Regions from separate parts of the Homo sapiens genome. Here region 2 is linked to region 1. The links are chromatin contacts, found by Hi-C or POLR2A ChIA-PET in ENCODE. All regions are on one chromosome and are shown on one strand. Each heading gives the region's core, a stretch centred on a gene start or an enhancer-like site at or near the end of the contact. The rest is flanking DNA. Distances are from core to core; before and after follow the strand shown.

What was found. A loop is a pair of places that touch in the nucleus more often than their neighbours do. ChIA-PET counts read pairs that join two places held with the same protein, here RNA polymerase II (POLR2A). Pooled maps may share reads with other maps.
Region 2: a loop to region 1 is called in a pooled map, with 2.1 times the contacts of the local background. The contact joins the enhancer-like site here to the promoter of USP28 in region 1. A Hi-C loop is called at or near these places in 2 of 50 pooled maps. POLR2A ChIA-PET finds 5 or more read pairs at or near these places in 3 of 52 experiments (CD4-positive, alpha-beta T cell, HEK293T and OCI-LY7).

What each region holds. Positions count from the first base shown.
Region 1 is chr11:113,871,526-113,878,375 of GRCh38, forward strand. It overlaps USP28 (ubiquitin specific peptidase 28), which reads right to left and starts at 4,047. Exons shown (of 26, transcript NM_001346252.4): 1 at 3,920-4,047. The coding sequence starts at 3,976. RefSeq lists enhancers at 1,935-2,435, 4,022-4,316, 4,306-4,555, 4,606-5,267 and silencers at 3,746-4,105, 4,126-4,285.
Region 2 is chr11:114,077,738-114,084,587 of GRCh38, forward strand. The region is part of intron 2 of ZBTB16 (zinc finger and BTB domain containing 16); the gene reads left to right. Among named protein-coding and RNA genes, the nearest start is that of ZBTB16, 21 kb to the left of the region's middle. Within about 2 kb of position 2,699, at least 15 of the 41 ENCODE cell types and tissues checked have a DNase peak (open chromatin) inside an H3K27ac peak, as active enhancers do.

The sequences.
Region 1 (6,850 bases), core at 2,797-5,296:
CTCCAGAGTCACAATCAAAGTCTCCAGACATTGCCAAATGCTTCCTAGATTACAAAATCTCTCCCTAGTAAAAACCATTAATCTAGGTTTATCTCTAAGAAATGAAAGGGGGAAAAAGGAAGGGAACCTTTTCCACTGAAATAAGAGAAAAGAGATGAGATGGCGTAGGGAGAGGGGGACAAAACAGAAGGCAGGGAGCTCTTTTTAGACATCAGCGAGCTCAGTCAAGTAGAAAAGAAGATTATCTATTTAGAAAGACTGTAGGGAGGACTGGAAGTTTAAAACATTAGGAGAGTTCTAGAAAAGGCATTATAAGAGTAGTGGAAAGTCTGTGATCCAGGGCAATGGGCCCATCAACTATGAGATAGGACCAGGGGCGCCTTGGGCTCTTGGGGTCAGAACTGCCTAGATACAATTCCAACTGTACCATATCCTCACTGGGTGACCTTGGACGAATTACTTAACAAGTATAAGCCTTCTCATAGAAACTTCATGGAGTTGTGTAAGTACTGAGAGAATGCTATGTTAAGTTCTGAGCACCGAGTCTGGCACATAGTGCATGCTCAATTAGCATTAGCTATTACTATTACCAGCATTATTTTCCTTGTTAAGTACTTGCTTCATTTTACTATTGATTTAATTTCTTTGATGAAACAGAACACATGGAGAGATCTCGCCTGGTAAGATGCTATTTGCCAGTAAGTCTTAAAAATACTGTTTGCAGACCGAGGCGGGCGGATCATGAGGTCAGGAGATCGAGACCATCCTGGCGAACACTGTGAAACCCCGTCTCTACTAAAAATACAGAAACATCAGCCGGGCGTGGTGGTGGGCACCTGTAGTCCCAGCTACTCAGGAGGCTGAGGCTGGAGAATGGCATGAACCCGGGGGGCGGAGCTTGCAGTGAGCAGAGATCGCGCCACTGCACTTCAGCCTGGGCAACAGAGCGAGACTCCGTCTCAAAAAAAAAAAAAAATACTGTTTGCATTTGGGGGCAGAGGGGCATGAGAGTTGTGGAACCAATCACTGACTTACTGATGTTTTAAAAATCAGTTAATGAGACAAAAGGAAACGAAAGGTCAATAAATCAAGAGAAAGCAAAAAGGGCATTAAATTTTCACTGAAACTGGCAGGTTTTTATAAGGCTTCAGCTGACATAAAGAATGTGTGATGTGAACCCTCAGTACAGCTGCCAAGAATGACAGGTTTATAAGAACCAAACTGACTTCAAGTTGTTTCTCCTGTAATAACAGTAAATTTTGCTGCTATCGAAGTCAAGAATTGATTAAAATACAGGAATCTGTCACTATGTAACCTCTTTAGATATTCGAATACCAGTTTGCAGTCTAGAGGATTTAGTGAAATCATAAAGTGTCTACTCTCAGATTCGAGTCCATACTGATAGCATATTTCAAGAGTACTACATATTTCTCGCACTAAAATTCTTGGGAGGCCATAAAGGGTTTTGTCTGTCCTGTGTACAACTGACCAATAAGGGAAGGGAAGCAGTCTAGGCTTTAAATAGCTTCTGAGTGTCAGGGAAGGATAGCTCTCCTCAACTAGAACAATGAAATATCCTTTAAGGGAAAGGTAGAATGCCTCAGAGAGTTCAAAATAAAAGAATCCATTCTAACATGAAACTTACCAAGATGAGGAAGAAGTTATTAAAATCTTTCCTGTAAGATCAAAAGGTACTTTTCCTGTAAGTTCCTTCAACCTATCCTGGTAACTTGAAGCATTTTATTAGCAAAAATAAAAGGGGCAAACATTATCAAGCATTCCAAGCTTATCAGCTTTCCGTATAGGGCAAATCACTGGGAAGAACAGTAAATGTCATCACTCTGCAGGTGGCCAGGAATCGGAGTACTCCAGCCAGCCACAGCCACTGGAGTTCCAAGCCTTCCCAAAATAGCTATGACTTACATACAAATGCTCATCAAGTAGCTCACACACAGTCTCAAACGGAGAATGCTGAAATAGGGTCACTACTCAAACTGCGGCAGAGGTAAATGAAGATGCCACTGATTAATAGGCACATGGTCTTAAATGACTGAGCCACGACAAATTTAAATATGACTTCTCTCTCCCTTAAAATAGTCTCTTCTCTAAATCAATATGATAGTCTCCAAACTAAAATTTTCCCATGTTTTTAAATCACTGTGCTAAAAACAAATAGAACTGACCTCTGAAGCCAGAGAAAAATCTTGACACATTTCAATAGGCACTTGTGAACATCTAACAATATTTCCATTAGAAGTCAGTGCATGATACTTTCGTTTCGGAGCCCAGGACCTGGAAGTATCTTTTTCTACATGAGTTTTAAAAAGCGCATCCAGGCTGGGCGCCCTGGTTCACGCCTGTAATCCCAGCACTTTGGGAGGCCGAGGCGGGCGGATCATGAGGTCAAGAGACCGAGACCATCCTGGCCAACACAGTGAAATCCCATCTCTACTAAAAATACAAAAATTAGCTGGGCGTGGTGGCACGCGCCTGTAGTCCCAGCTACTCGGGAGGCTGAGGCAGGAGAATCGCTTGAACCCGGGAGACGGAAGTTGCAGTGAGCCGAGATCGCGCCACTGCACCCCAGCCTGGGCGACAAAGTGAGACTCCGTCTGGAAAAAAAAAAAAAAAAAAAGTGCGTCCAGACTGGGCGCGGTGGCTCACGCCTGTAATCCCAGCACTCTGGAAGGCCGAGGCGGGCGAATCACCTTAAGTCGGGAGTTTGAGACCAGCCTGACCAATATGGTGAAACCCCGACTCTACTAAAAATACAAAAATTAGCCGGGCCGGTGGCAAGCACCTGTAATACCAGCTACTCAGGAGGGTGAGGCGGAGGATGCAGTGAGCCGACATCGCGCCACAGCACTCCAGCCTAGGCAACAGAGGGAGACTCTGTCGAAAAAAAAAAAAAAAAAAAAAAAAAAGTGTCTCCATGCTAAATACTACTGGCCTTCCAGACAAAAGAGTAAAAAGGTATAAAAGGATTCTCACCTGAGGGTATCTGTCTGCCAGCTTTGTACGACAAATATAGTTTCTCATCTCCAAACTCGTATTTGAACAACTGGCACAGATTTCCCGTTTTCTCTTGAAAAAGTGCAGTACTTGAGGGGTGAGGAGGTGGTGTTAAGTTATAACATTCCGAAGTAACACTAGAAGACATGCTCAAATTGCCCTCTTCCCAAGTTTCTTCATACAGACATTAGCTTTTCTCTCAAACCAGGGTTCTTTCACTCTCACCAGATTCTTAGATCAGAAGTCCTTATATTGATTTCAATCTTCTTAGACATTGGGAACAGGAGATCATCATCAGTAGACTTTCTATTCATCACGCAGCTCCTCCCCCTCCTTAAAAATCTAGAGCGATGAAGGCAATAATTGGGGAGGCTGCGCTGTTTTGTTTTTAAAGCCGGGTTGGGAGGGAGGGAAGTGGTGGTAACTGGGACCCCTGGTCTTATAGAAGACGGTGATTAATTCCGGACTTTAAGTGAGATAACTTCGGTCTGCTTTAACCTTTTAAAAACGCCGCCATAAAACTGATTTAAAAGTCAAAGCAAAACAAAACCAACCAACGCTGCCGCTTTCGGAAGTTTCTCACCCCGGACGGGGCCCAGGAGGGCTCACCTTACTGATCCCTGCGGCGGAGAACCCCACGTCCAGCCCTTTATATTTGGTTTTCCAAAATCTGGAAATCCCCCTACAACTTCAGCTCGCCCACGGACGCGAAGATGCAGTCCTCAATCTCCGCGGCCCGAGCCCCGCAGAGCCCTTGGCCTTCTCACCCACGCTGGCGGGCGCACCCCCTGTCCCGCCCGGCCGGGGCGCCCTCCGCAGCCCGCAACCCGCAGCCCTGCAGGCCCCGCACGCTCCCCTCAGGGCCTGGAGCCCGCCCCCAGCTCCCGCTCGCCGCCGCGGAGCCCACCGAGCCGTGGCCGTCTGCCGCGCCGGCCGCGTCGTCCTGCTGCAGCTCCGCAGTCATGGCCGAGGCGCCCAGCCGCGGGTCACCGGTCTCCCGCCGCAGCCGCCGCCGGCCCAGCCTCTCAGGACTAGGCCCCGCCCCCGCCCTCCACCCCGCTCCGTCCCGCCCCCGCCCGCAGCGCGCGCCGGAGGCTTGGCCCACATGCCCCGCCCCCGGCATGCGCGCGCACGCAAGGCGCGCGGCCCGGGGCCGAACAGTTCTGCGTGCTCCCGCGCACGCCCGGCTGACCAGACGTCGGTCACGTGATCCCGGCCCCGCCTGTCGCTGTTGGTCAGCTTCACAGCCGGTGGAGGCTGCGGGCCGCGCTGCCAGTGTCCGGGAACTGGGTTTGCGAATCCTGGGAGCCGCGTTCCTGAGTCTTCTCCGCTCTCTGCCCTCAAAACCTCATTTGTAGGACTGACCTCCGGCTCCACCCTCCCCACGGGCGAGTTAAAACTGTTCCCCCGCCGTGGGAAACTGCCGAATGACCGTGGAATAAAGGATTTCCCATCAGGCTTTGTAGCCATTTCCAACTCCAATGACATGAAGAAGTGTTCACCATCTTTAAGGAGAGAAGGAGGATGAATGCAGTCGCTTGTCTAAAGCTAACCAAACGGACCAAAGCCTCCGTTCATGGGTGTCCCGCTTGGTGCCCTTAACCCTGATGCTCTTAACCTGGGCATGATAAGGAAAATTGCAGTTTTTCCATTTTCGATTTTCAGAAGTTCAAACTAAAATTTTGTGTTACTTTGTTACGTTTGAGCCAGATATTTACGATTTCATGTTAAAAGACCAGGTGCTCCTATTGAATTGTTTTTTGTTTGGTTGGTTTCGGTTTGTTTTTTTTTTTTTCTTTTTTTTTGAGACGGAGTCTCACTCTGTCCCCTCAAGCTGGAGTGCAGCCGCACGGTCTCGGCTCACTGCAACTTCCGCCTCCTGGGTTCAAGCGATTCTCCTGAGTAGCTGGGATTACAGGCACGCTGTACCACACCCAGGGTTTCACCATGTTGCCCAGGCTGGCCTCGAATTCCTGACCTCAGGTGATCCGCCCGTCTCGGCCTTCCATAATGCTGGGATTATAGGCGTGAGCCACCGCGCCAGGCCTGAATTGTATTTTCAACAACTGTGTGGGAATTGTGATTACTGAACCATGTTTCACATTTAAGATACAAATGTGTTATGATGGCAAACCCACTTGACAGGCTGCTGGGTGTCCCAAATCTGCGTAGAGGCTGAGTGTGGAAGCGCGTCTTTTAAGAGTAGCACCTACACCCTTGCCCTGGTCTGGTCTGACTCTCAAGCTACACTTTTAAGTGTGAATTTAACATGGACGGTGGCCTTTCCTATACTCCTGGCATTGTTGTCGCTGGGATTGTTATGTTTCACCTGCAGGCCTCCCTAGTCTGCATGCGGGCGCAGTTTTTGACAAAAGGAAACAGGTACAGGTCAGGTGCAGCTCCCAGGAGAGGCCAGATTACTCTCTGAGGCCTGAACTAGGACTCCTGCAACTTCCACCACCTGGAGATACAGGGATCCGCTTCCCCTGGCAGATTAACTGGCAGATTGGCATGGCTGCGGTGATACTAACTTGGAATCTTCCACATTCAACAGGCTGACTGTGTTTGTGTCTGCGAGTAGTAGGACATTTTATGTATGTGGCTCTGCCATTTTTCCTTTCCTCATGAGTGACTGTGTTTATGGCCTCAACCTGGGTGTCACTGTAGAACAGGTTGATTTCAGGTTGATGCTGGTTTTCTTTTTTTTTTTTTTTTTTTTTGAGACAGGGTCTCACTCTGTCACCCAGACTGAAATACAGTAGTGAGATCATGGCTCACTGCAGCCTTGAATTCCTGGGCTCAAGCAGTCCAACTGCCTCAGCCTCTGAAGCAGCAGGGACTTCATGCATGTGCCATGCCCAACTAATTTTTGTGTCTTTTTTATGGAGATGGGATCTCACTGTGTTGCCCAGGATGGTCTCAAACTTCTGGTCTCAAGCAATCCTCCTGCCTTGGCCTCCCAAAATTTGGGGATTACAGACATGAGTCACCACGCCCAGCCCACATTGATTTCTGAGTCTAGCTTATTTACAGCATTGCCTATTTCTACACTGCTAGAATGCTTTATTTACCATGTCTCTGGAGCAACCCTTATTTGTCTTTACACATTCATTTTAGGAAATTGCATGTTTATTGTGTGTAAGTGCTGTCAAAACCTATAATCCTTTGTATTAGTCTGTTCTCACACTGCCATAAAGAATTACCTGAGCCTGGGTAAGTTATGAAGAAAAGAGGTTTGACTCAGGGGCATAACAGGAAGCAAGACTGGGAGGCCTCAGGAAACGTACAATCGTGGTGGAAGGCAAAGGGGAAGCAGGCATGTCTCACCATGGCAGAGTAGGAGAGATAGAACAAAAGAAGTGTCCCCCCCGACCCCCCGCACACACACACACACAAAGATCTCATAAGAACTCACTATCATGAGAAATGCATGGGGGAAATCCACCCCATAATCTAATCATGTCCCACCAGGTCCCTCCCCTGGCAAGTGGGAATACAATTCGACATGAGATTTGGGTGGGGACCCAGAGCCAAACCATATTACCCTTATTCATTAAAATTTTCTTTTTTTTTTTTTTTTTTTGAGACGGGGTATCGTTCTGTCGCCCAGGCTGGAGTGCAGTGGTGTGATCTCAGCTCCCTGAAACCTCTGCCTCCCGGGTTCAAGCAGCTCTCCTGCCTCAGACTCCCGAGGGACTACAGGCGCCTCAGACTCCCCTGGGACTAAGGCATGCACCACCACGCCTGGCTAATTTTTAGTAGAGACAGGGTTTCACCATGTTGGCCAGGCTGGTCTCCAACTCTTAACCTTGTGATCCACCTGCCTCTGCCTCCCAAA
Region 2 (6,850 bases), core at 1,449-3,948, 200 kb after region 1:
GGAAATCCCACCCAAGAGAACCTTCTCCAGGTTCCTGTGGGTTTCCAGGGTTGCAACTGAAGAAAAGTGTTAAGATTCATGTTCTCCTAAATTCTGCTTTTGTCCTGTGGCCAGTCCCACATTCTTAGTGCTATTTGCATAAGAGGTTGCTGTTTATCTTCCTATATCAGCCCCACTGATAACCCCTGTGGTCTGTTTAACAACCTATGAGGAGTAGATTACTTGATAAATGCCAGTTTTTCCAATATGCAAAGATAAACTGTTGGGGTCAGGGTGAGGGGTGGTGTGTTATGAAGGAGGGGACAGGTGGGGAGCCAGGACCCTCTTTTAGTGGGCTGGAGAAGTGTGAAAGAGCCTGATGAAAGAAAACAGGTAGCTTGTCACATACAACAGCTGCATTTATCATACGGTTGATCAGCTTCCTGCCCTCACCTACTTTTCTCCTCCTTCATGTGGACATGCAGAGTCTCTGAGAACATTTCATCAAGTGGGTTGCCTATGCCCACATTAATACAAGATGGGAAAGGGTGGAGGTTATCTTTGCTTTTTAAGTTCCCATCTTTTTCTCCCTTGGTCGTCTCCCACCCCTACAAGTTGTTGGCTGGTAAGCAATTGATGCTCAGAAAAATGATGTTCATCTGAAATCTTAAATGAGTGGACTTTTTCTACCTTCCCTGACTTTGCAGGTGCTTCTTGAAGAGCCAAGGAGAAAAGAAAACTTCTGACCTCATCACCTAGTCAATAAGCTGTCTGAGAAACAAACAAAAGAGTTTAGACTGGCTGCTAAAGCTAGGAACCCAGCTGATAGCTTTGTTTTGATGTCCTTGTAATGTTTGCGGATCGCAGAGGGTGCTATTTAGAGCAGGGGGCATCTACTGGGACAGACTCACTGGGAAGTTGAAACAGCTAGCTCAAAGTCCAAGAGATGCTAAAGATAGTGAAATACAGCCCAGGAATTGAGGGGGAGGGGGTTCCTCACTCAAGAAGGAGACTTTCTAGGAGGGGGCGGGCGTGGTATTTTCTAGGGACAGTATGGAATGAAGGGAAGAAGGTTGGCTTTAGAAGGAGGCACCCTGTGGGAGGCTGAGACAGGTGGGTCACCTGAGGTCAGGAGTTTGAGACCAGCCTGGCCAACATGGTGAAACCCAGTCTCTACTAAAAATACAAAAATTAGCTGGGTGGCAGGTGCCTGTAATCCCAGCTAGTCGGGGGAGGCTGAGGCAGGAAAATCGCTTGGGATTACAGGTGCCTGTAATCCCAGCTAGTCGGGAGAGGCTGAGGCAGGAAAATTGCTTGAAGGAGGCGGAGGTTGCAGTGAGCCCAGATCCTGCCGTTGCACTCCAGCCCAAGACTTTGTCTCATTAAAAAAAAAAAAAGAAGAAGAAGAAGAAGGAGGCACCCTGGATGAAGACTCAGGCTCCAGAATTTACTATCTGTATGTCTTGGGCAAGTGGCTTAGCTTCTCTGAGCCCCTGTTTACTTTTCTTTTGAAAATGACCACCTTGTCCATGGTAATGAGGATAAAAAACGTGTAAAGTGCATAGCAGAGTGCAGGTGTACTGGGTAGACATGTATGATTGCGCTGTAGCCCTGTTATGGCCCGGGGAGAAACTATGAAAGGAACCAGTGAAATCTTTTGTTTTGGGCACTGCTAAATTGATGATAGTACTAACCCTGTGCTAGCAGCCAGCTGGTGAAATAATAGGTGAATAATGTTAGTACATTGTGAATATAAAAGTTTCCATTTGCAAAGTGCTACTGCTGTTCTAAAGAAGCCACATTTCTAATAAATGATTGCTTAATCCTGTGATGCTGCCACAGCCCCACAGAGTTTGGGAATGTTTGGGAATTCTTTCTGAAGTGTGTGCCGCATTCTTTTGCTTTGCCTTTTGGGAGGGTAGATGTGACTATTGGAAATGGTCAAAATAATGCAGTAGCAAATCTGTTGACTATAGTGAGTGATAAGCACTGTCGGCTGCTGTGTCTGACTCGGAAGGCAGATTCTGGAAGGGGTGTGTGGGGAAGGCTTGTTGGCTCAGCACTGGGGTGAGTGTTGGCCTCACTTCTTAGGTGGGAAGTGGACAAGGCCAAGGGGCTTTTGATTTCCAGCTACTATGGCTGGACTCCCAGTGAGGAAGGAGTCGCTGCCATGGATTGCCTGGGACTGGGAAGACTCCTTTTAACTGCTGTAATGTTTCTGCATTTGTGGTTTGGCCTCCTGTGAGTTTGGGCTCCGGGGCGGCACTTCTGTTGTTAAAAGAACAGAAAAGAAAACAAAACAAAACAAAAAACCAGGACTGTCACTGTTAGATGTTGGTTGAGGCTAGAAAGAATGGATTGAGTTTTGACCCCCTACACCCCGGGGAGTAGGGAGGCCTGGGAGGCACAGTGGCCTGAGTTTGAATTCTGACTCTGCCTCTTTGGAAGGCTCTGGAAGGTTAAAGGAGCTTGTGTGTTCAAATCTTAGCCTGGTACCTGGCATATACTCAGCATGTATTTTTTTCCCCTTTCCTGACAATGTTCCTTGCCCCGAACACTTGAATAGTGGAGAGAGGAATGTTTGCTTTTCCTCTCCATTGAACCAACACTCGCCCATCCACTGAGCCCAAGATTCACCTTAGGATTGTCTGTTGGACTCGGCTCTTTTGTGACCTAACAGTGCAGGGGCCTTGTGCTGAGCTGCACATGCTCGCTCTCGCTGGTGCTCCCTCTCTCTCTCTCTCTCTCTCTGCATTATTTATAGTAAACCATATTAGAACAGAGTGTTAAAGAGGAAGGATGAGTCATTCCCATTGAAACCATTGATGACATAAATAAAAGCAAAATGCTTACTATGTGTTTTGTGCAGTATTTAAGGCCAGGTTGTGCTAATTTGAATGCTCCCAAACTGGATCTGTGAAAGCATACATATGTGGGAAAAAATTCAGGTTTAACTAGAGGGAAGTTATTTATTGAAAATCCATTTCAGTATCTGCTTTCTCCCTTCTATTTACTTCAGATCCATATTCATATCATGCTTGTTGTTCTGGCTAACGAGAGGGACTGGCTTATTCACTAGCTAAGGTTTGTTTATTTTCGGAAGGTTGAGGAATAGCACAGAGAGGTTGTCTAAGTGTCCCTGTCTCCATTCCTCCTCTTGCCACCTGTTGAGGAAGGCACTCTCCACCTGCTTTGCAGGCGTGGGCTCTCAATGTGTCCAAGAATCACAGTCAGAGCTGAAGGGCCCTTGGAATCATTTATTGCAGCATGCTCATTTGGGAGGAGTAAGTGGAGGTCCAGAGAGGTTCTGTGATTTTCCCTAGGTCACACAGCAAGCTAGAGGCAAAACCAGGACCCTCACTCCCAGCCCACTTTAATTCTTCCTTCACAAGCCTGCCTGTGACTGCCCAGGTCTGTTCTCTGCTTCTACCAAGGGGTAGGCAAGACTAGAATCTGACTTGAGAGCAGTTTCAGATCTTTGTCTGTGAGGGATGCTGGGGGGTTTCTGGCATGGTGACTTGCCTCCTGGGACACTCATTAACCTCTCTGCTGCTGAGCCTGAGCAGACTAATGTACATCAACTCCTTAGGATTTACAGACAATGCCCTATGTTGGGGGTTTTGAGACCCAAAGATTGCTAAGACATGGGACTTTTCCTTGAAGAGCTTATACTTTGAGTTAAAATATGTATGTTGATATCTATGACAGAGAATAGGAAATGGAAAGACTATGATATATATATTCAGAGTTGAAATGACTTCTGTCTGGAGTGATTCATTTTAAATTTTAAAACCTTGTTGAGCACTTACTGTCTGCTGGGCACCTGGGTAGGCCCTGGGAATACTGTGATGAGCAAGATAGACAAGACGTCTACCCTCCTGGGGCTTTCCTAATGGGGAAGAAAGATCCTTACTTAGCTAGCAGTCCTGTCCGTAACTGTGTAAGGGTGATTTTGATACATGTTGGGAGCCTGGATGAAGTAGCACATGAGTAGGATATTAAAGGATAAGTAGGTTTTGAAGACGGGGACAGAAAGAAGGAAAATTGTGGTCAGGGCCAGGGGAGAAAACAAGGAGTAACTTTCTTTGGCAGGAATGAGGGTGATTCATGCTGGAATGGTAGGCTGGGGTCAGACTGTGGTGCTATAAATGCGTGGAGAGAGATTAGAGAAGGCAGCATGAAGAATGGAGAGAAAATGAGTTTGAAGTTGAGCAGACCCGGGTTCAGATTTTCATGCTGCCACTTGCAAACTGTGTGATGTTGGCCATCAAGGACTGTGAACTGGCTGGGTGCAGTGGCTCACACCTGTCATCCCAGTGCTTTGGGAGGCCAAGGCAGGAGGATTGCGTGAGGCCAGAAGTTTGAGACTGGCTTGGGCAATATAGCGAGACGATCTTTACAAAAAAAAAAAAAAAATTAAAAATGCAGCTGTGCATGCCCATAATCCCAGCTTCTCGGGTGGCTGAAGAGGGAGGATGGCTTGAACTTATAAGTTCAAGGCTGTGGTGAGCTATGATCACGCCACTGCACTCCAGCCTGGGCAACAAAGTGAGACCCTATCTCTATTTCAACACAACAACAACAACAACAGCAACACACACCATGAACTGTAGCTTCTTCATTCCTACAGTGCAGTTATTGTGTGGGATAGCCTGAGGATTTGGGGTAGTGTACTTAACACACTCTGCACAGTGCCTGTAACAGTGTAGTTGCTCAATAAATATAACTGCTGTTTGTTTTAACTGCTGTTTCTTTTTGGACTTTATCCCGGGAGAGTTGGAGCCTTGGAAGGCATTTGAAAAGGAGAGTGACGTGACTGGAGTGCTCCATACTGATGTGACATCCACTAGGCATGTGTCTGACTGCCCCCTGCTCCTTCCCTGCCTTCACGAGCCTGTCTGAAAAGGAGTTTAGTGCGTGATCATCAGCTCCTAAGGAGACCTCTCCCCTGTATCTTGTACCTGGCACTCTACCAAGATTTGATGAGAGGACATGAAATGGACCCTTGCCACCTCTCGGTGGGCGGGGAAGCTGGGAGAGGGGCCTGGGGAGAGGGGGTCTTCAGCTGTCAGGATCAAAGGAAGTGACACTCTGAAGCTGGTCTGCCGGACTGTTACCCGTCTCTCTAACTCTCTTTTAATAGAAACCCAGTCTCCCCTCTTGCCTCCCTGATAGTGAACAGCGACGCTATCTCCCGCGGGCCAGTCTCGGCTGTGGTCGTAGCACTACGCAATGTCTGCAAACCGACAGTGGCATGGGGAGATAAGGGCCCCAACGTTGTGTAACGAGGGGCATGGGCTGTTTGCCCGAGTGGCTCCTGGCCCCTGGGTAACTGCTAACCTCAACGGAGGAGCGGGCCGGCCTTGGAAACGCCGTTCCAGGGCCCCTCGCTGGTTCCACGGATGCCTTTTTGTGGTTGGATAAAGGAAGCTCATGTAGGCCGCCCACAGCGCAGCATGGCCTTGGGCTACGGGTGTTTGGTTGTTTTGTTTTTCTCTTTTCTTTGTCTTTTTTAAAAAAAGAAGTTGAAAGGGGGATAGTCTTGCTTGGCACCTACCACCTTTAACCCAAAACCAAATAAAACAAACAGTTCCTAAATATAAATTAAACTTCAACCTGCAGTATAGACATCCTCCTTCCCTGCCCGAAACCCACTGGCCACTGGAGGCTAGCTTTAAGAAATTGGTTTTGGAGACTCTGGCTTGAAAAGGAGCCATGCCCACTTGTCTCACGTCCCAGTCGCTGGCTCCAGGGGGCCGTGGTAGAACATATATTGTACTTCAGCTGCCTTTCCCCTCCAAGCTTCCTCAGCCACCCACAGCCCTTTCAGATGAGCTGAGCCCTAGCACTGTGCCCTCTCCCCTCTGCCCTCTTAGGGTGATAGAATCCACTACCCTGACATCTGGGGTTGCCCTGTTCTGCTGTGGTGGGAGATGGGCTGGAAGGGACTTCGGAGGCTCTCCCGTGTTCTGTACCACCCAGCTTCCCCTTGGATCCCTCCACCCCCGCAGCCAGGAGAGGGAAGTAACTGTTCTTTGAGCAGGACATTTCATTTTCAAAGTATTCTTGATGCCGCCCCCCCGCCCCACCGCCAAGAATTCTGCTCTGTGGGTGATACTTATAAGGTAACTATATGGCTTCCTTATTTAGGCAGCAGTTTCTCTTCTATGATTTTAGTTCCTCTCATGATTCTTATAACCCTCTCTCAGATACTTCCAGGATGATAAATCTTCTATCACTGTTTCATCTGATCACATCAGGGTGATTATATTTCGTGACATAACCAGGTGGCTTTAATCCGTTGGTGGAAGAACCAGGCTCTCACCTCCATTGTTTAAGATGTTATGTTTCTACTAATCTGTCCACTGAGTGTCTCCATCCTATTGTTTCCATTGCATGCTCTCAGGTTATTTCCTTTGTTCTTGGCTGTCTGATTGCTCCCAGAGGCTGCAGTTATTTTATTTTATTTATTTCATTTTTTGGTGGCAGTAGGGGATTGATCTCTCTCTTGCCTTTAGCTTGAATGGGTGGTCATTTCCAGGCTTACACATTGCTCCATGCCCACTGTAGGGGTCTGGCTTAGAGATGGTCGGGGGAGAGAAGGTGGTGATTTAAAAGATTTGGAGGCGGTGGCTTACATTGATTTTAGCTTATCTAACCCTTTAGCTAGAGGCTGCTCTTCCCTCAGAGTGTCCAACTAGCTGTAACTTAAAGCAACAGAGAAATGTATATCATCCCTTTTCTTGCATTAATTAGGGCTGAGAAATTCATTATTTAGAGGGATAAGAGCTCCGGAGGAGGAGGGTTTTTTGAACTAATGTAGAGATCTGTGGCCAGCTGTGTGATTCTCAGGTAGCAGGTGAGCGGGTGG